2 separate regions of the Mus musculus genome follow, and region 1 is linked to region 2. A link is a loop called in an ENCODE intact Hi-C map of the cell type or tissue named here. Cell type or tissue: left cerebral cortex. All regions are shown on one strand. Links, peaks and the distances in the headings refer to the core of each region. The heading gives the core; the rest is flanking DNA.

Region 1 (15,654 bases), core at 2,471-10,470, 92 kb after region 2:
CCATTCCAGCGATGACTGTGAATTCAGGCAATCTTCTTCTGGGGAGAAGGGATTAGCTGGTCTCACATGGGTGCAGTGCACCCAGGCAGTGATCCCATCCACTTTAACAGCTGTTGGCATGCTCAGCAAAATGACGTACTGTTCTTTCCACCGGGGCTCCAACACATTCTGGCTAAATCCGTTCATGTAGACCCAGTCTCCAGGTTGAAACTTGTGTGGTTCCAGAACAGGGTCTGCTTCATAGAGGGCACTCGATTTAGGCCAAACCTGCTCATGTTCATCATCTAATTCTGCAATAGCTGTTGACTGAAGGTTAGGTACAATAGGAGCAGGAAATATATGATTTCAAAGGGGGTTAATCCCATCTGGTTAGGAGAATTCCTCACCCGATACAGGGCAAAGGAAAGGAATGTCATCTAGACCCTCCCTGCTAGTTTCCATGGCTAATTTGGTCAAGGTCTCTTTTAATGTAAGATTCACCTTTTCTGCCTGAACTGAACTTTGGAGTCAGTATGCACAATGTGATTTCCAATCTGCCCCAATAAATCTCGCTACATCCTGGCTTACCTTGGACACAAATGCTAGCCCATTGTCTGACCTATCATATGATATCTTCTAGCAACTTCTTAGACACTACCTTTGCAGTTTCAGTCTTTGTTGGAAATGCCTCTGTCCATCAGGAGAAGGTATCCACGAACACCAGTAAGTACTTATAGTCATACTTTCCCAGTTTGATTGCTGTAAAATCAACTTTCCAGTAGTCCCCCAGTCTCTTACCTCAAAGATGAGAGCCTGGATGTTTGGCAGTGTTGTGGGTGTTGGTTAAATGGCAAGCTTTCAGCTTGACACTATATTCTCAATAATACATTGCATGAAAGTCACTTTAGATTGTCTCACTGCATCAGCCATCCATCTCACTCCCATGTAGATGACACTATAGATTTTCCTGAGGATAGATCTTGCCAGAGAGGTGGGTAGTATTAGCTTACCTTCTGCCGTCTGCCACCAGACCTCTGAACACCGACTCATGGGCTGATTCTTGGCCCATTTGATCTCTTCCTCCGAATAGACTGGGCATTCCGGCAGGTTGGGGTTTGGCGGTTCTGGTAGAGTCGCAGCTAACATGGAAGCAGCTGTTTCCTCTAGGGCCACCTCTTTGGTGGCTTTGGCGGCCAAGTTGTCACCTCTAGCCACTGCCGTTATTCCTTTCTGATGGCCTGGACAGTGTGATTACCACTCTCTTTGGCAGCCAGAGGGCTTCAAGTCATTGTAGAATTTCATCTTTGTTTTTGATAGTTTTTCCTTCTGCAGTTAGGAGTCCTCTCTCCTGGTATATAGCTCCATGTACATGAGCAGCTGCAAATGCATACTGGCTATCCATACAGATGTTGACAGCCAGTCCTTTTTCCATAATAAGGGCCTGGGATAGCACCATCAGTTCCAGATATTAGGAATGATCCCCTTCCGTGCTTCTTGGGACATGGGATATTGGCAGACCCATACTGGGTCTGCTCCTGGCTTATGCTCTACAAATACAGGGGGTCAATGTTTTACCAGCCCTGTGTCTCCAGTCTCTGACCAAGCCTTGGGAAACTCTGCCAGCCAGGCATCCAGGTCTTTTTTTTTGGGGGGGGGGGGTGGCTGGTGACTCGTACAGTCTAGACTCAGTCTCAGAGGCCACGTCAAGTGTCAGCACCTGGACTGGTTTGCCGTTCTAGTCCATTAGCCAGATTTTCCCAGGGCCAAAATAAATCTGGGCTCTCATTTAGGCTAGTAGATCTCTCCCCAATAAGGGGTATGGGCATTCAAGTATCACTATAAAGGAGTGAGATACCCATCTCATTCCCAAGTCCACTGTCCTTTGGGTAGTCCCTGAATATTGTTTGGCACCTATGGATCCCTGGACCCAGGATTTTTTATTATACAATGACCCTTCAGCCTTTCCAAGCACTGAATGTTGGACTCCAGTATCTACCAGGAAGTCTAGAGGCTCCCCCCTCCATTATAAGGGTTACCCAGGGCTCAGGGAGGGGGTCCAAGCCCTGACTCCCTCCGTCTTCCTCTTCCTCAGTGACCACGGTCTTGTTTTAGGGCTTTTTCTTTGGGCATTCTCTGACCCAGTGTCCTTTCTCCTTACAATAGGCACATTGGTTCTTACCTAAGGCTGATAGGCATCCTCCTCCAGGCTCTGGCCAGGGGTCTTCTCTAGGTTCTCTCCCTTCTGCAATGTTCCAGAGCTTCCTCTCTCTCTGGGTTACCATTGGCTAGCAGGAATCTGGCTAGATCTCTGTGTAATATCTTCCCTGTCTTATCTTTAGATTCCCTGTTATGGAACACTTTCTCCTCAACCTCTGCTAAATCTCTCAATGAATTTCCCCCTAGTCTTTCTAGTTTCTGTAACTTTCTTCCAATGTTCTGGCTGACTGATTTATAAATGTCAGCACCACTATGTTAGAATTCTCTGTTTCCTCAGGATCTAAGTGTGTATAACAGCGGAAACCATCCATAATCCTCTCGAGGAACTCTGCAGGGCTCTCATTATCTCTCTGCCTGACATCATAAACTTTAGCCAGATTCGTGGGTTGCTTGGCAGTTGCTCTGAGACCTGCCATTAGAGACTGGCAATAGACTGGAAGACACTCCTTACCTGTCCCTGTGTTATAATCCCAAGCTGGTCTCCTGAGGGAAACCCTCGTCAATATCAGCTTGATTCTGAGTTGGAGTGCCATAGGCACCTGGAACGTTCTTCCCGGACTCCAGGATGATGCGTTCTTTCTCCTCTGTTGTAAAGAGAATCTGCAACAATTGCTGACAATCATCCCAAGTGGGCTGATGGGTAAAAAGGATGGTGTCTAAGAGACTAATGAGCTCTTTAGGGTTGTCAAAGAACCTAGCATACACTCTTCTCCAGTTGTAAAGATTAGCCTTAGCAAAAGGCCAATACTAATAGGGTTTGTTTCCCTGTTCATCAATTGGGCCTGTCCCTTTCAGGGGTAAGATAGTGGAATCTGCCTCTGGTGCTACAGCCTGGGGCGGTGTGTTGGCATGCCTGCTTCTAGTCCTGTGAGCTGGACCTCCCTCCATCTCCAAGGTGGACACTATTGGAACCTGGGGCGCTCCTTCTGGGGGATACATGGGCAGGAGTAGAGTCAATGTAGGGATCACTGGTTCTGCTGCAGGAATCCTCTCGGGTGGAAACGCTGGGGATGGAAGTGCCTGGGCAGGTCCCCTGTACAGGGGCACAGGTGGAAACTCCGGGAGTGAATATACCTGCACTGGTCCTGCCCGCATGAGTGGAAACGCAGGAAGCAGAAGCACCTGTGCAAGTCCATGTCCAGGAACACAGTGGGAGGCGGGGTCTCAGCCAAAGCAGGGGCCGCTGCCTTTGTCAGAGCTGGTGCCTGAGTGTAAGGCAGTGGGAAAATGACTTCTGGCGTAGTGTCCTGTAAAATGGGATAGAGGGGCTTTGAAGACTTGGAGACTTCCTGCTTTTGTCTTTTGCCATCAGAGTGGACATGATTCCTGAAGGCTAAATATCTTTGGTAAGAGGCAATAGGAATGATTTCACCCAGGATAGTGGGTTGGCAACCAAATCTTTCCAGACTACAATGTAGGGGACTTGTTCTGGATGTCCCTGAACCTTCTGCAATACTTTGTCTTCCACCACTAGCACTGTGGAGAGATAGAAAGTCCCCTCTAGTGGCCGTCCTACTCTGAAGGTAGGCCACTCGGAGCTGCAATACGTGTGCATTTTCTTCCAACAAGAGATTGTGAGCTCTGGTTTTCACTTCCTTAAAGTGAGCTAAAACAATGTTGGGGGGGGGGAATGAGAGTTAACCCGTCCCATTGCATCCATCACCATCCAGTATAACATGAGACTAAACACTACCAGAAACACCACTGACAAAACCACATGCACGAAATAGGCACATCGTGACTAGAAACAAAAGTAAATCCAAGCACTAGGACTCACAGACTCTCACCTCGGAAAGTAGAAGTGAGGTGGATATGGGAGCAGATTGCTGGAGGTCTCTCCCTAAGCACTTCCAACCAATGGTCAGGAACCTCATCCACCCTGGACCCTGGGTCAGGAACATCTTCCTCCCTCTTACAGCCATGACTGCCCAGCGCATCTGCTTTAGCCACTTCTTTCCATTGCACTGCTACCTCGAGGCTTTTTCTGATGCCAAAATATGGCCAGAAAGAACAGACATGAACAATGAACAATACAGAAACACTGACTTTCACCACACTGGTGCGCTGACTTTAGACTCTCCGGACTGCAGATTCCAGAGATCTGCTGGGGAATACCATTCAGAAGAGCCCCCAAATGTTGTATCAGCAATTCCACAGGACCCCCAGGAGATCTCTAAGAACCGCTGGGCCTGATGTAAAGAAACAAGAGTCTACTTATTAATTTGAGTCAGACTCAGATCGTGAACCTTCCCACTGTGCAGGAGAGAGGTGCAACCTCAAGCCTAAAAGGCTTAGCATTTTTATACAGAATAGTCAGGGGTTCTTTGGATTTTAGGGTGACAGGGGAGGTGACAAGGCAAGTCATTTTTCAAACACAATATCATTTGTTCAGGCGGCAAGGCAGTATCTTTCAACTGGGAAGGCGAACTCTTCTGACCTGAGGAGTAACTTTATGGTGCTGTCAAGAACTAGTGTGTTTTTATGACTAGTCACAGCTGCCTGTGACCCCTGATTACCCTCCTTTTATCAAAAAGTGGGGCCTAATCCCCCCTCAAGGATGTTTGGTTTTTTGTTTCTTTCTCAAGGACAGGCACCAGCTACACCTGGGAAGTGTTTAGCCATTTATCAGTGAGAGTGCCAGACTCAACAACAGGGAAGCGAGGGAGGTTGCCATTTCTCTATTCGCAAGCTGGCATCTGTGGCTTCTCCTGGGGGGGGGGGGTTCGTTAGTGGGTGCCTCTCTGGAATCAGGGATAGCAATATTCTGGTGCCAGACCGGGTCCTCTCTGAACAACCAGGGAAGGGAAGGAAATCTCACGCTTGCTGTAGGAAGGAGCAGAAGGGAACTTCTGCGAGAGAATGCAGAAGCAGGCTGCCCATGCCAATTCAAAATCAAATGTCAGAAAGATCTTTGAGATGAAGACATAATATCTAGATGTGGAAATGGCTTTTTGAAGAGGCTCTTCTGGGTCAAAATTGTAAGTTCTGTATTTTATCCCCTTGGGGAAAATGGAGCCTGAGAACCCTCGGCTTTCATGGCTAGCCATATTGACTTTTTCACGATTCCCAGAACCTTGCTTTCTTTCCAGAGATTGACTATTGTGCCTCTTCAAATCACGGATGTCAGCATGAGTGTGTCAATGCCCAGACGTCTGCTCTCTGCCGCTGCCTGAAAGGCTTCATGCTAAATCCAGACAGGAAAACTTGCCGAAGTAAGTAACCCTGGCCCATTTCTCCAAATGTTCCTCTCTGTTTTCCCTTCTTGGCAGACCTTTAGCATCTTGTATTTGTAATGGATGTTTGTGTTTATTAACATCATTCTGCTCTTATTTTCCTTTTGTGTCAGCAGAACCTTTTGTGGGACATTTTTCTAGAGAATGAATAGATGAAATCTGGTCATGAGATTTGCTTAGCAACTCAGTCCATACGGAAGCTGTTCCTTGAGATGAGGGTGCCCCTAGAAAGGGCTTGTGGAACCTTAAGGGAGAAAAAAGGCTGGGCATACAGATGTGACATCAAAGGAGCTGGTTTCTTCAAGTCTTACATAGGGAACACTTGATGACCTCTGAGTGTGGGGACATTAAGGTTCTGTTCTCGTTGATTGGAAGGAAGGAGGAGGGTAATGCACTTGGCCACTGCAGCTGCTCTCAAAGGCAACAGAGCATCAGCAGGAAGGGGGTGAGGAAGTCCATGTGACTCAGATGCCTGTCACCTGAAATACTGAGAGGCATCTACTCCAAACCAGACCTCTAGGCTACATCCCTAGTATCTACAGATACATGCATGCATACACACACATACATACATACACATATAAACACACACACACACACACACACCAGACTGTTCCTGAAGGACACCAGAGTGGAAGTCCTACCAGGAAGAGGTGCTTGCCTTTTTACATCATGGAATCCTCAGCGACTCAGAGTGCTTAGCTCGTATGGGTTGAGTAGAGACTTGTGGAATAGATTATGTATGAAGGAATGAGTGATGGAGCTGCTCTGAGATACGTCATCCTGGAGAAATTACAGTATAAATGGAATTTCCTGATCCTTGTTTGTGATTTCCTCACCATGGCATTTGTAGAATTCACTGGAATTTCTGATTAGTGGTATATATATTTCCTTCCTTTCTCCTTCCCTCCCTCTGCCCCTACCCCTCCCTCTCTTTCTCCCCCCCCCCTCCCTTCTTTCCTCCCTCCCTCCCTCTCTTGCTGTTATTTGTGGTTTGGCTTGTTTTAAGACAGACTCTGGCTATGTGGTACAGGCTGGTCTCAACATTGCACCTATCTTCCTTTAACCTCTGAGGGCTGGGTTCTCGGGTATGCACTACAATACATGCTAGGATGTCTCCCTGTGTGCTGCACCTGCTACTTCTTCCTAGCCATCATGTGCTACATGGCAAGACTGTATCATGCACTTTTTGTGGGTCATATGTGGAACTGAATCTAGACAAGTCCCATCCTGCTTATGGCACAGACTAAGTTCCATACTCTTTCTAAAAAATATTAAACTTTATGTGGTTACAGAACCCATATTTTGAAACTGAGCCTCTCTTACAATTCCTACCACCAAGCCTGGATACAAACCCCTGAAACAGTCAAGTCTTAAACGAGAACTTGAATGAAGAGATTCAAACTGTGAAGACAAGGAGGTGGAGTATTTCCATTAGAACACACACACCTAACAGTATGTTGGATGGCCAGCTTCACAGCTTAGCTGCTCTCTTCTGCTCTGCTGACACCTTTTCCTAGGGATGAATGTGTGTGGGGCTGACTACACTGTAAGAAACCGGTTGCCGGTGGACTCCTATTAGTGGATGAGGGGTCTTAGGAGATAATTAGATCTGGTTCAGCACAAATAGGCATTATGATATCATGCTTCCTGTGTTACTCATGGGGTAGAGAATGGAAACAAATCGGGTATGTAGCCACGGATGGAGACTTTGCTTGAGATTCTGCATCTCTTGCCAGTCCTCTAAGATTCCCTTGGCTTATACCCCTCCTTCCACACACTGCTGGGGGCTCCTGAAGAGGAGAGGCCTCTCAGGCAGCCATTGCACAGATCATCAAGAGAGATGTGCTGAGAGAACAGGGTGGGAGACCCACGTAAGGACCCCAAATGGGTCCTTTGCTAGGCTGTGGCCCCTGCCAGAGTCCCTAACACTCATCTGCATATGTTTGATAGTGACGGCTCCATTTCCTCTGCAGCCGCCCTGCTTTTATTTTTTATTTATTTATTTTTTAGATTTATTTATTTATTATATGTCAGTACACTGTAGCTGTCCTCAGACACACCAGAAGAGGGCATCAGATCTCATTACGGGTGGTTGTGAGCCACCATGTGGTTGCTGGGATTTGAACTTCGGACCTTCGGAAGAGCAGTCGGGTGCTCTTACCCACTGAGCCATCTCACCAGCCCCGCCCTGCTTTTATAACCAGAAAAAAAAACCAGATTTTTCCTAAGATCTGGTGACTTTATTGGCCCATCTATAAATCTTCCTCCTCTTCTTTCTCTTCCTTGTCCTTCTCCTCCTCCTCCCCCCTCCTCCTACCTCCTCCCTCCTTCTTCTCCTTCTCTCCCTCCTCCTCCCCCTTCCCCCTCATTATATTTTCTGTCATCTTTGCTGTGAGCCCAGGCCTAGACCTCTAAGATCTGTCTGTCAGAGATACCATTAATGCCTGCATTCAGTCCTGGATTGTTGCAGGCAGCTGGGAGTGGGAGGAAGTGCTTATGGCCTCTCTAGAGCATTCCATGCAGAGGGAAGCAAAGGAATTGGCACAAAATCTGAGGTTTATAATTAGGAGCCTGAGATCTCAAAAATGTTCTGAGCCTTAGAACTTGGGGCCATTTACATGTAACAGGAGGCTGGTGGTGACTTTCAAATCTAATAAAATAAAATCTGTTTCAAATGAATTCAGTATCATCTGATTAAACTGAGGAAGATACTTTGAGGCAGCATCATACCGGAGGGAAGACTCCTGGCCAGGTTTTTGCCTTCTTCCTCATCTCCTGCTGGAGAGTGCCATTGTCAATTGCAGACATTCATCATGAAGGTAGTGGTGCAAAGCCTGGAATGCCATCAGGGTCTGAGGCTGAGCAATTGCATTGTGACCCAGATGTGGGCTGTGAGATTCTGGATTCTCATACTCACATTGGAGCTCATCATAGCTGGAATAACATCCTTAAAAGCTAGTGTGAATTTCCCAGTTAGTTAGTCTGAGGACCAGTCTAGGAACTGCCATTCACATCAGCTACATCACTCGAAGAGACTATCTTTATTGCTCTAGACCTGGATTTCCTTAGTGAGGAGTTTAGACATTGTGCTTCAACATTTTTAACCTTGGTGTTTTTTCTGGAATTTCTTTCCTGAGTCATCTGGTATCGTGACTTGAGTCACGTTGAACTCTTCTTGAGTCGCCTTGAACTCTTCACGAATTGATATACATCAAGGACATTATGTGACAATTCTGGCATGTGTCTTTGGCATACCAGACCCTACTAAATGAAGTTACATCCATTCCACACCCTTTATTCTGCTCCTCAGTTTATGGTTTAACCAGCAGTGCAGTACACAGAAGGCATCAATAACCTCACCTTATTTCTTGGCATCTTTGGTGTCTAACAGTCCTGATTCTTTTTTGCTGTGTCTCCAGAGTGCAAACCCATGAAGGCCAGGCCTTGGTAGTGTTCACATTTACATTGGTACATCTAGCTTAGGGCCTGGCCCTTAGCTGGCAAATGACTGACTGAATGATAATTCCCAGCTTGCCTCAGCAAGCAGTATTCAGCAGCTCTTTCCAGGGATTGTGGGAACCCTGGAGCCTACCCAAGTAGCCTCATACAGTCTGAATGGGGGGTCTTTCTCTCCTTAGGGATCAACTACTGTGCACTGAACAAACCAGGCTGTGAGCATGAGTGTGTGAACACAGAGGAGGGTCACTACTGCCGCTGCCGTCAGGGCTACAATCTGGACCCCAATGGCAAGACCTGCAGCCGTGAGTGTGCCCCAGGGGTGTGGGTGCTGATGGAGTGGAGACCAACCATTCACCATCCTTTGGGCTCATTAGCATCCATACCCTTCCAGAGCTTCTGGGTTTCCTGCAATTTATAAACCATCAAGTGTCACTGTTAGTACTACCCACTCCAAATGTTGAGTTGTAATGATCAAGAGAATCCATATGGGGGCTAGAGAGATGGATCAGTGGTTAAGAGCACTTGCTACTCTTGTAAAAGACCCAGATTCTGTTCCCAGCACCCACCTAGTGGCTCATTACTGTAACACCATTTCAGGGGATTCAACACTCTCTAATCTCTATGGATGCCAGGTATACATATAATACATACATACATACATACATACATACATACATAATACATACAGACATACATACATACAGGCAAGATTCTGATACATATAAAGTAAATAAATCTAAACAAAATTTAAAGAGAGTTAATATATGCTAAGTACAGTGGTGTATACTTAACAGTCTCAGCACTCAGGAGGCTGAGGCAAAGGATGGTGAATTCAAAACCGGCATAGGCTCTAGAGCAAGATGTCATCTCAAAAAATTAGAAGAGAACAAGATGGGGGTTGGGGATGGAAATAAATAAATGTGTAGGGTTTGTGGTGGTTTGAATATGCTTGGCCCATGGAATGGCACTATTAGGAAGTGTAGCCTTGTTAGAGGAAGTGTGTCACTTTGGACATGGGCTTTGAGAACCTCCTTCTAACTGTCTGGAAGCCAGTATTTTCCTGACTGCCTTCTGATCAAGATGCAGCTCTCTCAGCTCTTCTAGCACCCTGTCTGCCTGGATGCTGCCAAGCTTCCTGCCATGATGAAACTAAACCAGTCAAATTAAATGTTGTCCTTTATAGAAGTTGCCTTGGTATGGTGTCTCTTCACAACAGTGGAAATCCAAACTAAGACAGAAATTGGTACCAGGGACTGTGTTATCGCTGTGATAGGCCTGACCACGTTTTTGTTTGGAGAAATGTGGATTTTGGGACTTTGGATTTGGAATGACATAGAATGCTTTAAGAAGGAATTAATAGGCCATTCTAGTAGGACTACGGAAGACATTGGTATTGAGGTGATTTGAACTCTGGAGATCATCCTTATGATGTTTTGGTGAAGAATGTTGCTGCTTTTTGCCTTTATCCAAACAGTCTGCCTGAGACTAAGGTGAAGACATTTATATTTATTGCATTGACAAAGGACATCTCAAAAAAAGTCCAGTATAGACTCTGTCCTCTGGTTTACTTTCATGAAGAACATTTTGATCAAGCATAGCCAGCTTAGAAAGGAAAAATACAAAATGTGTGGTTCAAAGAGTAAAGGGGTACCAGGAAGTAGAATGAAGCTAAACTCTGTGTTCAAGGATATTAAATGGAATTAAGGAAGTGGTGACCTCCATGCAAGATCCCACCCAGCTAAACGTATATATTTGCAGTTGTATGAGGGAGGGTTATATCACGTTAGGTGTTATTATGACCTGGTTATTGTCTTCATTTGGACATAAGGAGATGTGATTGTGTATCAAATTGACAAGGGATGGGTTGTGATAACTATTCTCAGTTTTCAACTTGATTAAGATCTATAATGAAACGCTTAGGTTCAGGCATGATGGTATACTCCTTTAATCCCAGGAGACAAAGACAAGCAGATCTCTGAGTTCATGGCCAGTCTAGTACAGAACAAGTTCCTGGTAAAAAGAAGCTTAAGTATAGCTGTGGTGGCACACACCTTTAATCCCAGCATTCAGAAGACCGAGTCTAAGACTCTTGAGTTCAAAGTCTATCTACAGAGCAAGTTCCAGGACAGCCAAGCTTAGGCAGTGAGGAAGTTGAAAAAGAGAAAGCTGGCAATACATTAAGAAGGCCATGTTCCTGCCACAGCAAGCAGCAGAACTTGGCAGCTTTGACCATGTGAATCTGGCTTTATAGTCAAGAATAGAAGAGACTACTGGGACAAGTGATACTGGTTAGCTGGAGCTAAAAAATTAGTGGTGATTAAGAAGAGATTAGCATCTAGGAAGTGTTTTCTGAGAGCACAAAGAAGCTATGTTCCAGAGATAGATAGCCAAGGTTGTACCTTGTGTTGCAATTGGACTTGGTAATGTTTAAAAATCACCCAGGTGATACTGGTTTTGAAGGCATGAAGGGGTCATGGAGAGCAGCTGAGGATTGGCACTGTGAGAGGCCATGGAAGGCCATTGGTGAAGGTGCAGCTTCAGATGATCCAGGACTAAAAGGGTCACACAAAGAAGTTGAGCCTTGGCACAATAAAGAGTCTATGAGAAGCTATTGGTCAAGTCTAGTTGCAGCAGAAAATCACAGTATATTGAAGATGCCACTACCGTGGGATGACCACCAAGAACAGCAGCATCAGTGGAGTAGAATCAACCAGAGCCTAGAGTTAGTTCTACAGAGGACAGAGTTGGAGAAGTGAGCCAAGCCCTTTGGAGGAGTCCAGAAGATGATGTGTGGATCCTAGACATTGGAACAAGAATCTGTAAAGTTGAAGTTGCCTGAATATCCCAAGATGTTAGAGATGTAAAAGCTATGGGACACCTGCTGAGGAAAGCTGCTAACAGGGAGTTGAGCCAGCCCAAGAGAAAGAAGTTTGTTGCTGTCAATAAAGATGAATAGAGTTGGAGATTTGAAGAGCAATTTGACTTCAGACATGGAGACACAGAGTTTGGAGTTTGCCCAGCTGGCTTTTTGTCTTATTTCAGGCCAGTATTTCCTCACTATGATGTTTTAGAATAGTATCGTATATAATATGATGTTGGAGGTATGTGATCTGCTTTTTGATTTTGAATTTATAGGAGATTACAGTTAAGTGATTAGGTGAATCTCAGAAGAGACTTTGAACTTCTTACATTGTTGAGACTATTATAGACTATGGGGACTTTTAAAGTTGAACTAATTTTGTATTAAGCTATGGCTAGGTATGACTCACATAGATTCATGTGTTGAACAAGCCCATGGGGGTTAAGACATGGAATGTGGTGGTTTGAATATGCTTGGCTCAGGGAGTGGCACTATTGGAGGTGTGGCCTTGTTGGAGTGTTGGAGTAGGTGTGTCACTTTGGATCTGGACTTTGAGACTCTCTTCCTAGATGTCTGGAAGCCAGTCGTTTTCTGGCTGCCTTCAGATAAAGATGCAGATCTCTCAGGTCCTCCAACACCCTGTCTGTCGTGTTTCCTGCCAAAATGAAATTGTAAGCTAGCCTCAATTAAATGTTGTCCTTTATAAAAGTTGCCTTGATCATGGTGTCTCTTCACAGCAATTGAAATCCAAACTAAGATAGGGTTGAGGGTGTAAGCTAAGTCAGTAAGTAGAATGGTAACTTTGCATGCACAAAGCTATTGGTTAGATCCCAGCAAAAATAAAGCTGGGAGAGCCAGGTGTGGTGATGCATACCTTTAATCCCAGCACTTGGCAGGTGGATTTCTGAGTTTGAGGCCAGCCTGGTCTACAGAGTGAGTTCCAGGACAGCCAAGGCTACACAGAGAAACCCTGTCTCGAAAAAAACCAACAACAAAAAAATAAATAAATAAAAAATAAAATAAAATAAAAAATAAAGCTGGAAGGAGGCATGGGGGGGCAGAGAATGGAGAGAGAGAGAGAGAATGAATGTGTAGGCTGCTTAGAATAGGGCTGCTAGCTGCTATTAGTCTTTGCTACTAAAAGCATTTGCTAAATCAGATAGGCCTGAATTCAAATCTAAGCTCTGTCACATTCTATATATGTGATTTGGACAGGTTGTTCTCCCAGTTTTGATTGCCTATTTTTAAAAATTAATAGCATTGATTCCCCAGGTGGTTGTGGGGAATAATTGAGGCCATTTCAATCTCGTGGTCTAATGCCTGGTTTATGATAAACATAATACTAGATACAAATATAGTCCATATCAACAAGCCTGTGAAAGTGACTAACGGCCAGTACCAGGTTGGGACAAGAAGTCAGAAGGGGTAGACCTTGGAAAACTTTGGACTACCCAGGCTAATGTGAGGGGGAAACAGGGCAACATGGGAATTTTGTGAAGTTGTTCCTTTATTTCCTTCTATTGGACCCACCACAAGCTTAGTGACATAAACATATGAGAACTTTCAGATCTTGCCAGCTGGATGGGCCCATAACTTTTTTCTTTTTTGAGGTACAGTCTTCACAGCCCCAAGCCAGCAGAGGCTAAGAGTATGTGGGGGCTGTGATAGTTACCATGACACACTGAGAGCTGGGGCTAGTGGCTACATAAGAATCATTTCTTTGTGCTTTGCAAACAGTACACTATGTACTGCTTGGCTCTGCAGGCAGGAGGCTGAGTGAGAAGCATGCAGCTGTTGGACATTTGGACCCTTGAATGCCAGGAAGGGAAGTTTCACAGTTGAAGTATGAGATACAGGGCCAGCCTGGGGGGACCTCATTCTTCTCTGTCTTCAGAGGGAGGGAAATGTGGCTTTCTAAGCATGATCCCAGAAGTCAAGGGGGTTTTGAATGAAGAGGTTGAAGCAAAAGTCAGCACTGGGCTGTACACTTTCTTCTGACTGTCACTGGGTCCTGAGCTGAGGGGAAGGAGAAGGAGATCTTTGTTCAACAAGAAGATGCCTGGCTAATGGAGGTGCCAAATCCTGCCTTCTTCTCAGCATGTATAGGTTTGGCTTGCCACTGGCCCTGGTAGTAATCTGCAACTTCACTGAGTCTACCTTAGGCATTAAAGCATCCTTGACTTCCTGACTCTCCCAGCATGCCTTGGGAAATCTAGAAGTTCAGATGTGAGCCCAGAAGAGATGGGGGTCTTTATAAGATTTGTCAATATTTAGAAAATATAAACCAAGCTGTTTCTGCCCAGAAGTCCTCAGGGAAACTCATGGGGTTCTTAGAGAGCCCCAAGCAAGACGGCAGCCAACCCTTCTGAGGTACTCATTCCATGTTGGCACAGTTGTGAGCATCTTCAACACCCTAGCTCTCACATGCTTCCCAACAGTTGGGCCTGGTAAATGGCAGTTCAGGATATGAGCATGAGCATTCGGCTCCTGAGACTCTGAAAGAGTTTCCAGTAGGTTTGCCTGCCAGTAGACTGTTGCAGAAGGCACTAGTCCTCAGCCATGCAGAGTGAAAAGGCTTACTTCAGTGGGCTGTCGTGAAGTCCTCAGTGTCTGTCCAGCTGATGGGGGTTACATTTTCTCCATTCAGTAAATCTGTGAGGCAGCCCATGGGACTCTACGTGGGAGCTAGCCACCATAGCTGTGTGTTCCCTGGCTTTCCACTCTCCCTGCCCAAGCACCAGCTGTATGGTGTTTAGGTGCCAGAAGAGGCCACACAGGCAGCTGAGGCTTTTGTTTCTTCTCTAAATCTGGATGTCCTGATTAAGAGAGGTTTTTTTTTTGTTTGTTTTTTGTTTTTCTTTTAATTGACTTTTTTATTTTCAAATAGAAATGAATTACACAATAATTCTGCTTGTCTTATGCCAGCCCCTGGAGGGCTTTTAGATGGATCATCTCCTCTGACTTTGACTGCATTATACCAGAAAGTAACCACCAGGTATCTAAGGGGGAGGTCTCGGTTCTACATCAGAACCTGGGTAAGAGTGGAGGTGTGACAGTGTGCACTGTGATCGCAGCACTGGAAACAGAACAGTGGAGGCTTGGACATTTTTTTTTCAAAACCTATTTTAGTAAAGGTTCTTAAATGTTTCAACTTCCCCTCTAGCCCACCAACCAAAGGTAGGGGAGAAGAAAGGTTACTAGGAAATGGGAGATGTGGACCTGTTTAGAAGTAGTTCTTTTGGGTGATTCCAAACATTAATCAGTAGCAGCTGTTCAGTCCAGAAGAAACCACAAGGCTCTGTCGAATCAGCACAAGTCCTCTAGAGTGTCAGGAAGCAGCTGGAATACCATGAGAAGTTCTTTGGTTCTTTTCTCTCTATGAAGTCATGACAAGTAAAGGTCAGAAGGTCAGCTAAGACCTGCAAACTGTTACAAGGTGAACTGATGCAAAAATCTGTTGGGCTCTTTCCAAACATCACAGTGTCCTCTTGTGTGTCTGCTTCAACGAAACATACTCTCATAAGACAGCTTCCAGAAAAAAATATCACATGACACAACTGAGTTTCCAAATAAACCGGGAATTTCCACTTCAGAAAGGCTCCTGTTAGCCAGCCTTGTGTGAACAAACAGAGTCAAGGGAGGCATAGAAAAGAAAGGGACTGCTATCACCCCTGGGTAAGGAGGTCACAGCACAGAGAGGCTAAGTGTGACTCACACCCACAGCTAGGACATGGGAATCAGCCCTGTCTTAGTTTGCTTCTCTGCTACTGGGATAAACTCTATGACCAAAAGCAGTTTGGAGAGAACACAGTTTGTTTCAGTTTACACTTCCAGGTAACAATTTATGACTGAGGGACCTCAAGGCAGGAACTGAGCCAGAGACCACAGAGGAACGCTGGTACC
Region 2 (15,654 bases), core at 2,839-10,838:
AGCAGTGGGGAAGCAGAGACAATGGGTTCCTGGAGCTCACAGGCTTGCCAGTCTAGCCTAACCAGTGAGTTCCAGGCCACATCAAGACCCTGTCTCAAAAACCAAGGTATGAGCACCTGAGGAATGACACCAAGGTCACCCTGGCTGCTACATGCACTACTTAATGCTAAGCATCTCCCTCCACACACACCAAAACAAAATCTGAACTCTCTTTGTAATGTGCTGTGTTTCTCCAACAAATTTTTGACTTGCTATATTAGTTTTCCCTAACTGATCCCTATTACCTCATGGAGTAAAAAATACTTTGTAAATTCCAGCTTGGGGTTTCTTCCCGCCATTTGTGTTTTCCAGATGAAAGAGGCACACAGCCTTATATTTTTAATATACCTTAAGCAGCACAATTGTGGGCAGCTGCCTACCCTCCATGCTGTTAGAATCCACCTCCTATCCATAGTCCAAGTTATTAATTACTATGTTTATGTAGGCTGCTTTTAGCCCTTTGGGCCCATGGCAGCTCTGGCAGCTCTCCTCGATTCTCTATCTCATGGCGGCTCCCTTTTACCCTCCCATGATGGCTTTTTTCTCTTTCTTATTTATTCTTCCATGTATACTTAAAAACACTTATTAAGTTTCCCAGGCTAGAGACCACAAGAAAGGAGCAGGAAGAGAAAAAATCCTGCTGTGTGTTTCATCCGAGAACATAAATGGCCCAAGGCAGGAAGAAATTCTGCACCAGAATTTATAAAATGTTTTTTACTATAACCTTGTTTCTCTAAGGTGGGTCGATGTGTCTATTTAAAAATCTCTCAAACTTGGTGTTTGAGACATTAGTCTCAGCATAAAAGGTAGGAAGAGACCTATGAGTTTGAGGCTAGCATGGTGAGTTCCTAGCCAACCACAGTGAGAACCTGTCTAAAATAAGTGTTCTCTCTCTTTCTCTCTCTCTCCCTCTCCCCTCCCCTCTCCCCCTCCCATCCCCCACTCCCCTCTCCCCTCTGTGTGTGTGTGTGTGTGTGTGTGTGTGTAGTGATAGCTCAGCAATTAAGAACACTGTCTGCTCTGGCAGAGGACCTGGGTTTGATTCCCAGCATCCACATGGTGTCCTAAAACTATCCATAACTCCAGTCTTCAGGGGATCTGATGATTCCTCTTCTGACTTCCAAGGGCACTAGGCATGCATGCAGTGCACAGACAGGCATGCAGACAAAACAAAACACACACATTAAAAAATAAATCTTGAAAAACATCCATATTGAGTCCTTAATAAGTTTAAGGCCTATGTGAAATTACTGCCCCCACCCCCACCCCCAGTCCCAAATAAACCTTTTGTTAGCTTGCTTTCTATTGCTGCGATAAACAATCAAAAGCAACTTCAGGAGGAAAGGGTTTATTTGGCCTAGATAACTGGGGTCTCAGTCCACTGAGGGAAGCCAAGACAGGCACTGGGAGGCAAGAACTGAAGCAGAAACCCTGGTCACTACATCTCTCCAGGGCTTGCTTTTGTTTGTTTGTTTGTTTGTTTGTTTTTTCAAGATAGGGTTTCTCTGTGTATCTTTGGCTGTCCTGGATCTCGCTCCATAGACCAGGCTGACGTCAACTTTAGACATCCACCTGTCTGTGCCTTCCAAGTGCTGGGACTAAAAGGTGTATGTTGCTATGCCAGTCCAGCTTGCTTTTTTTTTTTTTTCGAGACAGTGTTTCTCTGTATAGCCCTGGCTGTCCTGGAACTCACTTTGTAGACCAGGTGACCTCAAACCCAGAAATCTACCGGTCTCTGCCTCCCAAGTACTGGGATTAAAGGCATGCGCCACTACCACCCGGCTCAGCTTGCTTTTTAAATACAGCTCAGGACTACCTGTATCAAGTAGGTAAGATGGACCCCAGCACAGACCCTCAGCAGAGATGGAATGGACAGATGATATGCAGCATAGGTACAAATGTGTGATCAGTTATCTCATGAGGTCTAGCATACTGTTGCCTTCATTCTTGTGTGCATATGTGGGTCCCCATATGAACTAGACACCTTAGCACAGTGTTCCTTCTGAATAAGGTTTCCTTGAGTCCATAGTAGAGCCTCAAACACAGAAGGCAGAGTTGGTTGGCCCTTCCCTCCGACAGCCCTTCTCAGTAACTTGCATTTATCCCCTTGCCCTACACACAAGGTACCAGCGAGGTAAATCATTGTTCCAACTGTGCATATCAGGACACCGAGCTTTGTTTGATTTGCTGAGGTGTTTGTTTGTCTGGTTTGGTTTGGTTGTTGCTGTTGTTGTTTTGCACACCTGAAGAATATCCCATAAAGTAGAGCAACTCATTTAACCCATTTGCCTGGCCCCCAGCCTTGCTCCACCCACAGACTTCCTATTCTGAAGAATCCCCATAGAACTCCCTGGGGGGAAACACCCACTTTAGCTGGCACAGACCAAATAATGGGATCATTAGTAAGTCAGAGTCTTCTTAAAATTGGAAGGATTTCCAAATAGCTATTTGTTTCCCTGGTAAATTATTGGATCCTATGGGTATCTTGGGATAGACACACATTTGAAATATGTTTCCATAATTTATAACTTAGCTTTTCCAACTTCTTGGGTGTTTTCACTGTCTGTAAGGAAGAATTTTCTGCTGTGGGATCCAAGACCAAACATTTCCTGGAGACTTTGTTCTGTTTTCTGACCTTCATCTTCTTTCTTCTAAAGACTGAAGAAGAAATTTCTGACCAGTGCAGGCTGTCAGCAGCAGCCTGTGGCCCAAGGTTCAGGTAAGGAACACAGGGCCATGAGGCCCTGGTTATTTCTGGGCAGTAAGGCCAGAATGTGTTAACCCTTTGTTTTATGGGGTTTTATTGTGTTGTTGGTTTGTTTGTTGTTTTTGACTGCCTCTCTATGTCACCCTAGCTGGCTCAGAACTCACCATGTAGGCCAGACTGCCCTCAAACTCAGAGACCCATCTTTATTCCTGAGTGCTGAGACTAAAGGTGTGCACCATCACAGTGGCCTTGACTGAGATTTTATTTATTCATTTATTTTATGTATATACACTGTAGCTGTCTTCAGACACACCAAAAGAGGACATCAGATTCCATTACAGGTAGTTGTGAACCACCATGTGGGTGCTGGGAATTGAACTCAGAAAGAACAGTTAATGATTTTAACTGCTGAGCAATCTCTCCAGCCCCATGGCTGAGACCTGGAGCTCTTTATAGAAATAGGTCTTGCAGAATAGGTCTTGTAGATGACATTTGTTTGTATTCTAAGATTTGAAACTAGTTAGTTCTGATTTTCTCTGATGGTTTGTTAAAATCTGGATGGGGGTGTATTGGCTTAGCAATTGGGTGATAGAATTAGGGTTGTTGCTGCTTTGTTTTGTTTTGTTTTGTTTTGTTTTGTTTTGTTTTGTTTTGTTTCGAGACAGGGTTTTTCTGTATAGCCCTGGCTGTCCTGGAACTCACTCTGTAGACCAGGCTGGCCTCAAACTCAAGAAATTTGCCTGCCTCTGCCTCCCAAGTGCTGGGATTAAAGGGGTGCGTCACCACTGCCCGGCTTGTTGTTTTTTTATTTAAAAGATTTATTTTATTTATGAGCGCTCTATCTGCATGTACATATGCATGCCAGAAGAGAGCATCAGATCCTATTGTAAATGGTTGTGAGCTACCAAGTGGTTGGTGGGGACTGAAATCAGGACCTCTGAAGAGCAGCCAGTGCTCTTAAGCCCTGAGCTATCTCTCCAGCCCCAGAATTAGGGTTTTTATTAGGAGATAGATGTCTGGTCTGCTGTAGCATCCTGCCATCCCAGATTGGTAATCCCAGAGTCTGGGAGTTAGCTCGGTTCCCTGCTACTGATCAGTCCTGTTTTCTCTCTGTCTCTCCTAGGATGGCCACTATCTCAGGTAATGTTTCCTCTCTTAAGGAAGTTATAGAAATCCTCCCTTCTGGGCTGGAAAGATGACTCAGCAGTTAAGAGCACCGACTGCTCTTCTGGAGATCCTGGGTTCAAATCCCAGCACCCACATGGTGGTTCACAACCATCCGTAATGACATCTGACGCTCCTCTGCTGTGTCTGAAGACAGCTACAGTGTACTTATATATAGTAATAAATAAATGCTTAAAAAAAGAAATCTTGCCTTCTATAATTTTTTATTAGATATTTTCTTCATTTACATTTCAAATGCTATCCCCAAAGCCCCCTATACCCTCCTCCTGCCCTGCTCCCCAACCCACCCACTCCTGCTTCCTGGTCCTGGCATTCCCCTGTACTGGGGCATATGATCTTCGCAATACTAAGGGCCTCTCCTCCCATTGATGGCCGACTAGGCCATCCTCTGCTACATATGCAACTAGAGACACAGCTCTGGGGAGTACTGGTTAGTTCATATTGTTGTTCCTCCTATAGGATTATAGACCCCTTTAGCTCCTTGGGTACTTTCTCTAGCTCCTTCATTAGGAGCCCTGTGATCTATCCAATAGATGACGGTGGGCATCCACTTCTGTATGTGCCAGGCATTGGCATAGACTCACACAAGAGAGCTATGTCAGGGTCCTGTCAGCAAAATCTGTCTGGCATATGCAATAGTGTCTGGGTTTGGTGGTTGTATATAGGATGGATCCCCGGGTGGGTCAGTTTCTGGATGGTCTTTCCTTCTGTCTTAGCTCCGAACTTTGTCTCTGTAACTCCTGTCTCTGTAACACAATGGAGTACTACTCAGCAATTAAAAACAATGAATTCATGAAATTCTTAGGCAAATGGACGCATCTGGAGGGTGTCATCCTGAGTGAGGTAACCCAATCACAAAAGAACACACATGGTATGCACTCACTGATAAGCGGATATTAGCCCCAAAACTTAGAATATACAAGATACAATTTGCAAAACACATGAAACTCAAGAAGGAAGACCAAAGTGTGGATACTTTGTTCCTTCATAGAATGGGGAACAAAGTACCCATGGAAAGATTTAAGTTTTTGAGTCTGATCTGAACTAGCATCTTAATGGCCTTTCCCATCCCAGTGGCTGGTCCAGGGCCAGTGGATACTAGTAATATGAATTGGCGCTGGTGGGGCTGTCCTAGACTGCCAAGACAACTTCTGGCTGTGTCATCAGTCATCTTAAGTCTCACCACTTCTTTCTTCATCATCGTGCTCCATGGATGCCTCCCGAAGAAAATGATTCTCAATTCATGTTATATGACTCCAGCTGTGTCTCCTGTTACCAGGAAACCCTCACCCCACTTCACTCCCGCCCCAGACCCACACGCTCCCTAAAGTCTCCAGTTACTCCAACCTCTGGAGATCCATTCATTCCACAGGGACTAGGGATGCACCAGGAGTCTGAGGGTGGCAGCAGGCAAGGAGAGCGTCTTTGGCCCCGAGCTGGGGGCTGCCTGTAGCGTGGGGCAGCTCTGACTGCTGCCTCTCCCCGCCTTCCCCGTCCCCAAAGAGGACACCCCTCCTTCCGCCCGCCCGCTTCCAACCCTTGTACGGCACCGCCTCCTCGCGCCGCCCTTTCAGGGAGCCTCCCAGGCAGCCAGCAAGCGCGGAGAGCGCACTGGGATGGGACTTGAAGGCGGCTTCTCAGGACACGGCGCTGGCGCGGGATTCTTGTTCGCGTCCGGGGATCGGTGCCCAAGGAGCTCTGCGGTCCTCTGCGGGGCGAGGCGGCGGACCACGGAGACTGACACTCACAGCTGCTCCCCTGTCTCTCTTCCCGGGTGTCGGCGGCGGTGGCTGCAGGTGAGCGCGGCGCGCTGACCCGGGAGCAGATGACCCACTGACCGACAGACGCAAAATCTGTCCCTCTCCTGGGGGACCCGCTGTCTCCCTGTGGAGAGTGGGAGAGAAAGGCGGCGCTGCAGGTCCCCTCGGCCGGGAGAAGTCCCGCCACGCCGGGCCAGGCGCGGGACACATGGGGCGGCAGTAGTACCCGAGGGCCCCGCGGGGGCGCTGTGCTTCGCTGCAGGGACACTCAGAACCCCTCCACACTGACCAGGGAATAGGGACTTGTTGAGTGGGTTTGCAGTGACAATCCTATCTACCAGGTAGAAAATAACTTGGTTCCTCCTGTAGGCTGGTACCTCAAGACCAGTGTCATCTAGATTTCCTTTGCTTTCTGTGTCCAGCTCTGGCTTCCTTGTATTTCGGAAGAGGGATAAGAAGAGGGCATTTTGTGTTGCTGGAAAACTGGACGACAGTTTGGGGAGAGGACAGAAAAATATGGGGACAAACCCTTGTAAGGTCTCCCGGAGTTGGTGTTCTGGAGATACTGTACAGTAATCACTGTGGCGCTCCCACAGTGCATCTACAGGATGCAATTCCCATTAGCCTTTGAGGAATGGACAACGAAGCTGTAAGGGTAAAGGACAGAGGTTTGGGAATCAGCAGGCCTCGTTCAAACCCCAGCTGCCAAGTTTACAGGCTGGAGTACTTGGAGACAACCAGCAACACAATGCCTCAATTTTCTCATGCATCTAGAGGGGATTATAATGCCTACAGGATTAAATGAGATTTCATTGAAGTACAGAGAATAGTTCTAAAAGTCTCTTACTGCTAGTGAACTCTGCTACCCACCTTTCTAGAAAAGGAAGGAATCTGTGTGAACACTGAATTCATCCCCTCCCTAATTCTAGGACAAAACCTTTTGAGGGATGCTCTAAGATGGCAGATAATGTATATGTGTTAGTGGAATTTTTGTGCAAATGTCCATTCGAGAACATTCCCTGCCTGCTTGCTTGCTTGCTTTCTTTCTTTCTTTCTTTCTTTCTTTCTTTCTTTCTTTCTTTCTTTCTTTCTTCCTTCCTTCCTTCCTTCCTTCCTTCCTTCCTTCCTTCTTTCTTTCTTTCTTTCTTTCTTTCTTTCTTTCTTTCTTTCTTTCTTTCTTTCTTTTTTTTCAAGACAGGGTTTCTCTGTATAGCCCTGGCTGTCCTGGAACTCACTTTGTAGACCAGGCTGGCCTCGAACTCAGAAATCCGCCTGCCTCTGCCTCCTGAGTGCTGGGATTAAAGGCATGCACCACTACGCCCGGCCCTGCCTTCTTTCAAAGTGATAATTTCACAAAGCCAGCCAAGATACCAAGGTGAGTTTGTAGCCAGGAAGGTTTCCTCTAAGCTTCCTGTTTATTCTGTTTAGAAGGTTTCCTCTAATGTTTGTTCTCTTAGAAACTCCATTGAAGAAGGAAAGGCTGCAGGTTTTCATCTTCTATCTCCCTTCTGTTCCTGCTTTCATTTCAGTTGACAGACTTCAGCTTCAGACCCCCACATAACCAGCCAGATCTCTTCTATAAACCCAGGTTTTGGAGGTTCTGGCTTCCAGAGTCCAGACCCAGGTGGTCAAGAGGCATGGGGCCTGAAGTTCATCGCTGAGGATATCATAGCATAATTGAAACCTGAGACAGCCTTGGATAACAGGCAGGTCAAACTCCTATTAGCTAAGACCACGCATGTCTGACAGCAAAAGGCTAGGTGAAAGCTGAGCATGGTGGTGCATGTCTATAACCCAACACTTGAAATGCAGAGAGGCAGGAGGGTCCGAAGTTCAAAATCATCCTTGATTACATAGTAACTCTAAAACAAACCTGGACTACATGAAACCCTTTCTCCAAAAACCAAAAGGGGAAAAAAAAAAGACAATTGGAATGAGGCTCAAGATTTTAAGAAAGGCAAAGAGATGTTGCTCCTTGAAAGACAAGGAAGAAAAATGAGCCACTGGAGAGTCTGAAAAACAATTTCCAGTTTGCCTAGAAGCAGTTCTTATTGGTAACTGAGAGAAGGCACCGAGATATGGGAGTGTGAAGGAAAGAGGGGGAGAAAGCTTGGTCTCAGGGGAAGCTGAGTGAGTGAGCAGTGACCAAGGAGATGCTGGGATAGATAGAGCTCAATGGAGAGGTAACACCAGCCCCGCCAGCAAGGGCCTTTCCAGAAGTTGCTCTGGCATTTGCTTGCTGGTTCTATCCCATGCACAATCTCCTTTCCCGGGAGTCCCAGTTCTCTGGGGGAAGCTAAGCGGGATTTCCTTCCCTGTCTAAGGGAACAAACACGGGGGATGACATACACAGCTCTAGGGATGGCTGATACCCCAGAGAGTGGTGTACATCGTGTTGCTAGGAAACAGTGCCAGGATGCTCTTCCAAGAGCTCTCAGAACTCCAGCTCATTTTAGCAGTGCCTCAGAGAGTCTGGGTGTGTAAGGCCTAGACTGCAAAATTGGCTGCAGCCATGGAAGAGGTTAGGAGACAGGAAGGAAGCCGAGAGGAAAAAGTGAAGTGTGTGCATTCCTGAATGTGGTCAGGATGCAGAGGGCAGATGGAAACTGGTCTAGGTGTAGACAGCTACTAAGCCAAGGAGTCACTCTGACCATGAAAGGACTTGAGGAAGAGAAGATGAGCTCCTTGCTGGACTAGCTGAGTCAGCAGCCCATCTTCACCTCTAGTTGGAAGTCACAGACAACATGTCAGGTTAACCCAGTAATAACCAGGGTGTGAAGTGTCGAGCTGCCTATGGGTAGTCTTTATGTTCTAGCATGCATTGGCTTCCGGTTTGCTGGCCATGCAGGAGATGGCAGTTCTGATAATAGGTGGAAGGAAGATAGGAAAGGCCCAGCTCTGAGATTTAGTCTCAGCATGGCCTGATTATATGTGAATACTTAGAGTGAAGGACACAGTTGCCGAACTGATGTCATCTCTCTGATTGCCTGAGAGGTTTCGGGGGGCCGGGGGGGGGGTTTCTTCATTGTTTTACCAGTCAACTAGCTCTGAAGCCTTGGAGGGTCTCTAGCTATAAACTTTAGCGTTCTGTTCTCAAAAGTAAGATCTTATCTGCTTTGGTGGGGATCAAGCAAAAATACTTGGTTCCCTGCCTAACCTGTCATAGGCACTAAGCTAACATTAATGTTCTTTCTACTTTTTTCTTTTTTTTTTTTTTAAGATTTATTTATTTATTATATGTAACTACACTGTAGCTGTCTTCAGACACACCAGAAGAGGGAGTCAGATCTCATTACGGATGGTTGTGAGCCACCATGTGGTTGCTGGGATTTGAACTCAGGACCTTTGGAAGGGCAGTCGGGTGCTCTTATCTGCTGAGCCATCTCACCAGCCCCTACTTTTTTTCTTAATTATCTACATTTTTATTGTATGTATTTTGTGTATGTATCTGTGTTAGCACACACATAGAGGTCAGAAGACAACCTGTGGAAGTTCGTTCCCTGCTACCACATGGGTCAGTTTACCCACTGAACCATCCCCCCAGCCTGCCACTTCCTTTTCTTATGTGAATGGGGCTTAGCATTGGCTATAGACTTTTTTAGGAGAGCAGGGTTCTGTGGGTCATGCTTAGGTAGAGATACCACTTTGTTGTCATGCCTCTTACTGATGGTTCATTACATACCAGAGAGTTGTGACACACAAGTGAGGTCCCTTGAATATAGACAGCCAGATCTCTCAAGACCCACAGCTCATTTGTTCTTGACTCTGGAGGGACCCTACTTTTCTGGTGACTCAGATAGTGATGCTTAGAAGGTCCCCAGCTGTTAGAGCAGCCTCCTTTCTCTGTCCCAACCTCTTGGTAAAGCTTCCTAAAAGAACCCATTGTCTCATGGAAAGGAGACAATTGGCTAAAACAAAAGTCAAAGCCTTGCATTATTTCAAAACATTCTTTCTGTGCCCCCTGCTGCTTCACTGGAGGCAGTTTCTCACACAAAAGCTCTCATTTGCTCAGAGTTGAAAGGACTGTCCTTAAAAGTCTTTTAATTTTCCTCTTAGGGATGTTACATATTTTTGAGATGCCAAGAGCTATAAATGCCAAACCAAGAAAGTACCATTGACTTGAGGACATGCATCAACTTATTATTATGTGAAAAATCCATATTGTCTGATTATAATTATATTACATAATATTGCCATTATTATGTATTTATATAGTATCTTTTCTATTTTTATTACCATAAATTAGTGAATATAGTAATGGGTTTCATTACAACTCTTCAGACACATACCCAATGCATTTAGACCATATTTGCCCCCATTATCCTTTCTTGTTCCCTTCCTGATCCCACTGTGTGGTGCATGACCCAACCCCAACCCTCTTTTCTCTCTCTGTCTCTCTCTCCCTCTCCCCCCCTTCTCTCTCTCTCTGGGTTTGTGTGTGTGTGTTTTAAGATTGGTTACAGAAATATGGGGTAAGTTACAATGGCTACACCACTGAATAAAATGTCTCTCTCTCTCCCAACAACCATTAGCTACTTAGAGATCCTTGGGGAGGGGCAGGGTCTGGAAGCTTGTCTCCCCTGCACGGGGTCGGAGGGGGTGGGGCGGATATTAACAGGCCCACCCAACCCTGTGCAGGTCTTGTATAGGTAACCAGAACTGCTGAGAGTTCGCCCATACTATAGCCAGGCCATGCCCAGAAGACACCATTCCACAATATTTCAACCCTTCCTCCTGCTCTTCTTCAATGCCATTTCTTTATTTTATAAATAGCTTTTTTGAAGTTTACCATACAGTGGAATTCATTAATTTTAAAGGGTATGATTGGTAAATTTCAACAAATATGTCACTCCATCATAACCATAACGTAAATGTTCCCATAGCCTCCTAGCTCTTTCCCTTTGGCTGCTCTATGGCTGGTTCCCCTTTCTTACCCACAAGCCCATTGGTTTGTTTCCTACTCTTGTTATGTAGTTCTGCCTTTATTGAATTTCCTCTAGTCAGAGAATTCAGAGCATAGTCCTTTTGTGTCTGCTGCTTTCATTTGGTGTCGTGCTGGGGTTCGGCTAGCAGAGAACCCCTAGTTGCTCAGTAGGAGTTCAGTGTGTGTTTCCCACTCATCAGCGGACCATCTATTGGGTCACTCTCATGCTCAGTGTTGGAAAGCACAACCTCTGCAAGCATCCGGGAAAGAGTTATTGTGTGGATGGATGCTCTTGTCTTCTGACTAAGTGTGTAGGGTCAGGACTCAGAGAGGACAACGCTTCTGTTTTCCTGGGGTTTGAAGGGTTTCTTAGGGTGTGGCCTTTGGTGCTAAAAGTGTGGGTGAATAGAGACAGTGAGTTACCTTTTCCCGTGTTATTTAGCTATAACTTTATGAAGAGCTGTCAACTGTGCTCCAGAATGACACACCGCTTTGCATGCTTACCAACAAATCATGAAGGTTCCAATGTCCTTGCATCTTCTCAACATGGCAGGCATTGTGTTATGGTGGCTACCTAGCAGGTTTCTCATGGTGCCTCATGGTGCCACTGTCTGTGTTTTTTTTTTTTTTTAACAATAAACATTTGAACGTCTTTTCATGTTCGTCCCCTAGTTATCCTCTTGGTAGTGGTTTGAATAGGAATTGCCTCCACAGACTCATCCTGTATTTGAATGCTTGGCCATAAGGACTGGTACTATTAGGAAGTGTAGCATTGTGTGGAGAGCCTCTGTTTGTAGGAGGATGTATATTAATTACTGTGGAGGTGGGCTGTGAGGTCATTTATAGTCTTAAGCTATGTCCAGCGATACAGTCTCCTGCTGTCTGCTGACTCTTAGCTCCTTCTCCAGCACCATGTCTGCCTAGACACTGCGGTGATTCTCACCATGACAATAATGGACTGAACCTCTGAAACTGTAAGCCAGCCCCAATGAAATGTTTTCCTTTATAAGAGTTGCCATGGTCATGCCATGGGTGTCTTCCCACATCAATAGAAACACAAACTAAAACATTCTTCAAACCTTTGCATATTTTAAAGTGGTCCGTTTTTTTATTGAAAAGAGAATACATTTTTATATTAACTATACAAATACTTCATCATATATATATTCATAAATATGTTCTACCAGTTTGTAGCTTACCATGTCATTTCCTTTTGAAATGAGAAAACTTTAAATACTTTCAGATATTTATATATATTTAAAAATTGTGAATTGGAGGCTGATGAGATGGTTCAGTGAATAAAGTTGCCCATTGCCAATCCTGACAACCTAACTTTGATTCCTGGAATTGACATGGTAGAAGGAAAGAATCAAATTTTGCAAGTTGTCCTCTGAGTTTCATGTGCATACTGTAGCACACATGTATCATACATGTGTATACACATACATAAAATAAATAAATGTAAAAAGCTTTTAAAAATTATGAACTTCAATATTGTTTTGTAAGTAAACATATTAGCTGGTTTTATGCTAATGAAATGGCTCACCATGACAAAATTTGTCATGTATCATTCTGTACTGAATGGCTTGTGTGCAGAATGATAAGACTAGCAGCCAGGGCTCTGTAGAGCAGCCTGGACTCAAACAGAGCTTTGCCTGTCTCTGCCTCCTGAGTGTTAGGATTAAAGGTATTTGACACCACCAGGGGCTAAGAAGTTTCTTTGGTAAGAGGTATGAACTAAACTTAACTGTATAAGGATAAATATTTAGAGTATGGTTAGAAACTGTACTGGTTTAGTAAAGTTGTGTTTAACCCATTTTTAACATTACATTGGAACTTGGCATGGTGGTGGGGAGACAAGAGGCAGGAGGATGTCCTTGTGAGCTGGAGGCCAGCCAGAGTTAGATAGGGAGACCCTATCTCAAAAAATAAACTCCAACATCATAGATCAACATGCACACATAATTGGCTGGCATGCAGAATGCAGAATGATAAGAATAACAACAAATATGGCTGGAGGGATGACTCAGTGGATGAAGGTGCTTGTCCCCCACCCTGATAGTGAGTTGAGTTCATAATATATTTTTGTATGGAACAAAGCAGATTGAACTGGACAATATTCTACTACACAAAACAAATCAGAAACAGAAAGATAAATTTCATTAACTCACAGTGATGATACCACACCATCTATGTCGTAGCAAGTTGTGTGATTAATATTGAGTCATTATGAAAACAAGTAATAGCTTTTAAGATGATACAAAGGACCAATGGCTGGAGAGATGGCTCAATTGTTATAGAAAGTATCTAATCCCAATCCAGGATTTCTACCCTGCCTGTAACCATTTAGTTCCTGAATAAAAGACACATGCAATCTCTATGTTTACAAGAAGTCTAATCAACACAAGAGCTGAGCAGATATCTACCCTGTATGCTATTAAAAATCTATTTCCTATAGCTAACCTTGAATTTGTTAACTCCAATTGGCCATCCCTCAGGTCCATGTTTTCATGAACTAACCCATGGCAGCTCCTCCTTCCTCCTCCTTTCTCCTTGTCCTAGTGGTTCTCTCTCAACCCCCAACCCCAGGCCTGGGAACCCTAAAACCTGCCTATGTCTCTTCTGCCCAGCTATTGGCTGTCAGCATCTTTATTTACCAATCAGAAATAATCTGGAGGCAAGCATCACTTGGGTCTACATGCAGACTCTCCCTCAGGGGCAACCAGGTCTTAGAGACCCACATTTAGCATCACAATACACAGCCAGAGACCTTTACTGAGGAGCATTGACTGCTCTTGCAAAAGACTGAGGTTGAGTTCCCAGCACTCACTTGATGATGCCCAGTTGTCTGTAACTACAGTTCCATGGGCTCTGTTGTCCTCTTCTGGACTACAGAGGTAGTGCATGCATGGGGTATTGCATTCATGTACTGCATAGTACTCATAAATGCAGGCAAAACACCTATGCACATAAAATAAAATAATTTTTAAAAATGAAAAGAAAAATAGCAAGATAGTCTACATTATCTTCCTTTTTCTTTTCCGAAGGAATCTCAGAGTTAAAGGAATAAAAAGTAGCCAGTCTAACTAGAGGACTCTAAACTATTTAGATGAGGAAAGATAGGAGTTACCCAAAATGAATAAATTTAGGCAAATTACTTGTTAGAGTTAGACACTAAATAAAGAGTGCCTATCTTTAATACAATCTTGGTACTTAGTAAAAAGTTTCGGGAGTTGACGGGCTTGAGTTCCTCAGCAGGTCAGCTTCTAAAAGCAATTCGCTGAACAGTGGTGGGGGTTGTTTGTTTAAATTCTGGAAAGTGGTATTTGCCTTACGCCTGCTCCCTTCCTTCCTCTATCAGTTAAACAGCAGTGGCCTTTCATGAATGGACACTTGTGGATTTTACATTGGGTCAGTTTCGTTTTCTGCTGGATTAATGTTATACATGACCTTGGCAAGCAAGATAGTTGATTTCACTGAGCCTCTGGGAATGTAGGAAGAATGCTAGCTTAATGAATGAGTTAATCCAAGTAAAGCATTTAGATGTGACTGGCAGAGGAACAGAATTCCAGCCTTAGTCACTGTGCTGTGCTCCCTCATAATAAATGTATACACGTTTGGTGTGGTGTTATATGATAAGCTGAGGCAGGAGGATGATGGGTTCAAGATTAACTTGGGCTACATAGCAATACTCTATTAAAATAGAAAGGATGTAGGAGGCTGGGGGCTGGGGGCTTGGGACTGAAGGTTGGGTCTGGTGGCTGGAGGTTGGGGCTGGGGTCTGGGATCTGGAGGTTGGGGCTGGGGTCTGGGGTCTAGAGGTTGGGGCTGGGGGTTGGAGGTTGGGGCTGGGGGCTGGGGGCTGGGGCTGGGGGCTGGGGTCTGGGGGCTGGGGCTGGGGGCTGGGGTCTGGGGGCTGGAGCTGGGGGCTGGGGGTTGGGGCTTGGGGCTGGGGGCTGGGGGCTGGGGCTGGGGGCTGGGGGTCGGGGGGCTGGGGCTGGGGGCTGGGGGCTTGGGACTGAAGGTTGGGTCTGGTGGCTGGAGGTTGGGGCTGGGGTCTGGGATCTGGAGGTTGGGGCTGGGGTCTGGGGTCTCGGGGCTGGGGCTGGGGGCTGGGGGTTGGGGCTGGGGTCTGGGGTCTGGAGGTTGGGGCTGGGGTCTGGGATCTGGAGGTTGGGGCTGGGGTCTGGGGTCTAGAGGTTGGGGCTGGGGGTTGGAGGTTGGGGCTGGGGGTTGGAGGTTGGGGCTGGGGGCTGGGGGAGCACAACTGGCACTGTCATACTACCCATGTCAGCTGCACATTGATTTCTAGGGACATTAATAATTAATTAATAATTTGTATAATTTGCTATTGATAGGCAGAAAGACCATTATTACCTGAATTCTAAGATCTCTTTTCCTTTTTTCACATCTAAGATGTAGAATGTGCCTATGATTAATAAATAGTACCTTGAAGTCATAAAAACGGTCAAGATAGATTTGTGATCCAAGGTGATGATGGACTTCCCATGGCCCCTGCCAGCTCAAGAGAACTCCGGAGGACCTGGCCAACGTGTGGCCCCCTCACGTTTGGAAGGGGCAAAGTCAGACAATTAGCATGTTTGGGACCTGAAAAATCAGGGCAATGGGGCAGCAGCACCCTAACATCAGGGACACCCAGAAATCTAACTTGCCTTTCTCATGTTGTATTATAGCTGCAGCCCTGCTCCTCTTGAAGATGGAGAAGATGTTGGTGGGGTGCTTGCTGATGCTTGGGCAGCTCTTCCTTGTCCTCCCAGTTGACGGCAGAGAGCGTCCCCAAGCCAGGTTCCCTTCCAGAGGCCGTCATGTCCGGATGTATCCGCAGACTGCACTGCTGGGTGAGTGAGAGGTCCTGCAGTTACAGGCAGTGTGTGTGGTGTGTGTGTTTGGGGGGGGGGGGGGTGTGTGGTATGTGTGTGTGGTGTGTGTGTGTGTGGTGTGTGTGTGTATGTGTGTGTGGTGTGTATGTGTGTGGTGTGTGTGTGGTATGTGTGTATGGTGTATGTGTGTATGTGTGT

The links. Peaks named below come from ENCODE experiments on the same cell type or tissue, not always from the same donor. Only the 100,000 strongest peaks of a DNase experiment are listed, where the experiment ranks them.
Region 1: a loop joins it to region 2, with 2.1 times the contacts of the local background. A loop is called at or near these places in 3 of 42 quality-filtered maps.

Annotation. Positions count from the first base shown.
Region 1 is chr15:34,393,765-34,409,418 of GRCm38, forward strand. Matn2 (matrilin 2) reads left to right here. Exons shown (of 19, transcript NM_001358780.1): 7 at 5,286-5,408; 8 at 9,071-9,193. Among named protein-coding and RNA genes, the nearest start is that of Rpl30, 42 kb to the right of the region's middle. In left cerebral cortex, for the core only: a CTCF peak has its summit at 7,452 (motif pointing right); a DNase peak (open chromatin) is centred at 7,951; H3K27ac peaks cover 1,574 bases.
Region 2 is chr15:34,301,182-34,316,835 of GRCm38, forward strand. It overlaps Matn2 (matrilin 2), which reads left to right and starts at 5,500. Exons shown (of 19, transcript NM_001358780.1): 1 at 5,500-5,727; 2 at 15,310-15,474. The coding sequence starts at 15,333. In left cerebral cortex, for the core only: a CTCF peak has its summit at 5,929; DNase peaks (open chromatin) are centred at 5,494, 5,924 and 8,090; H3K4me3 peaks cover 1,420 bases; H3K27ac peaks cover 1,054 bases.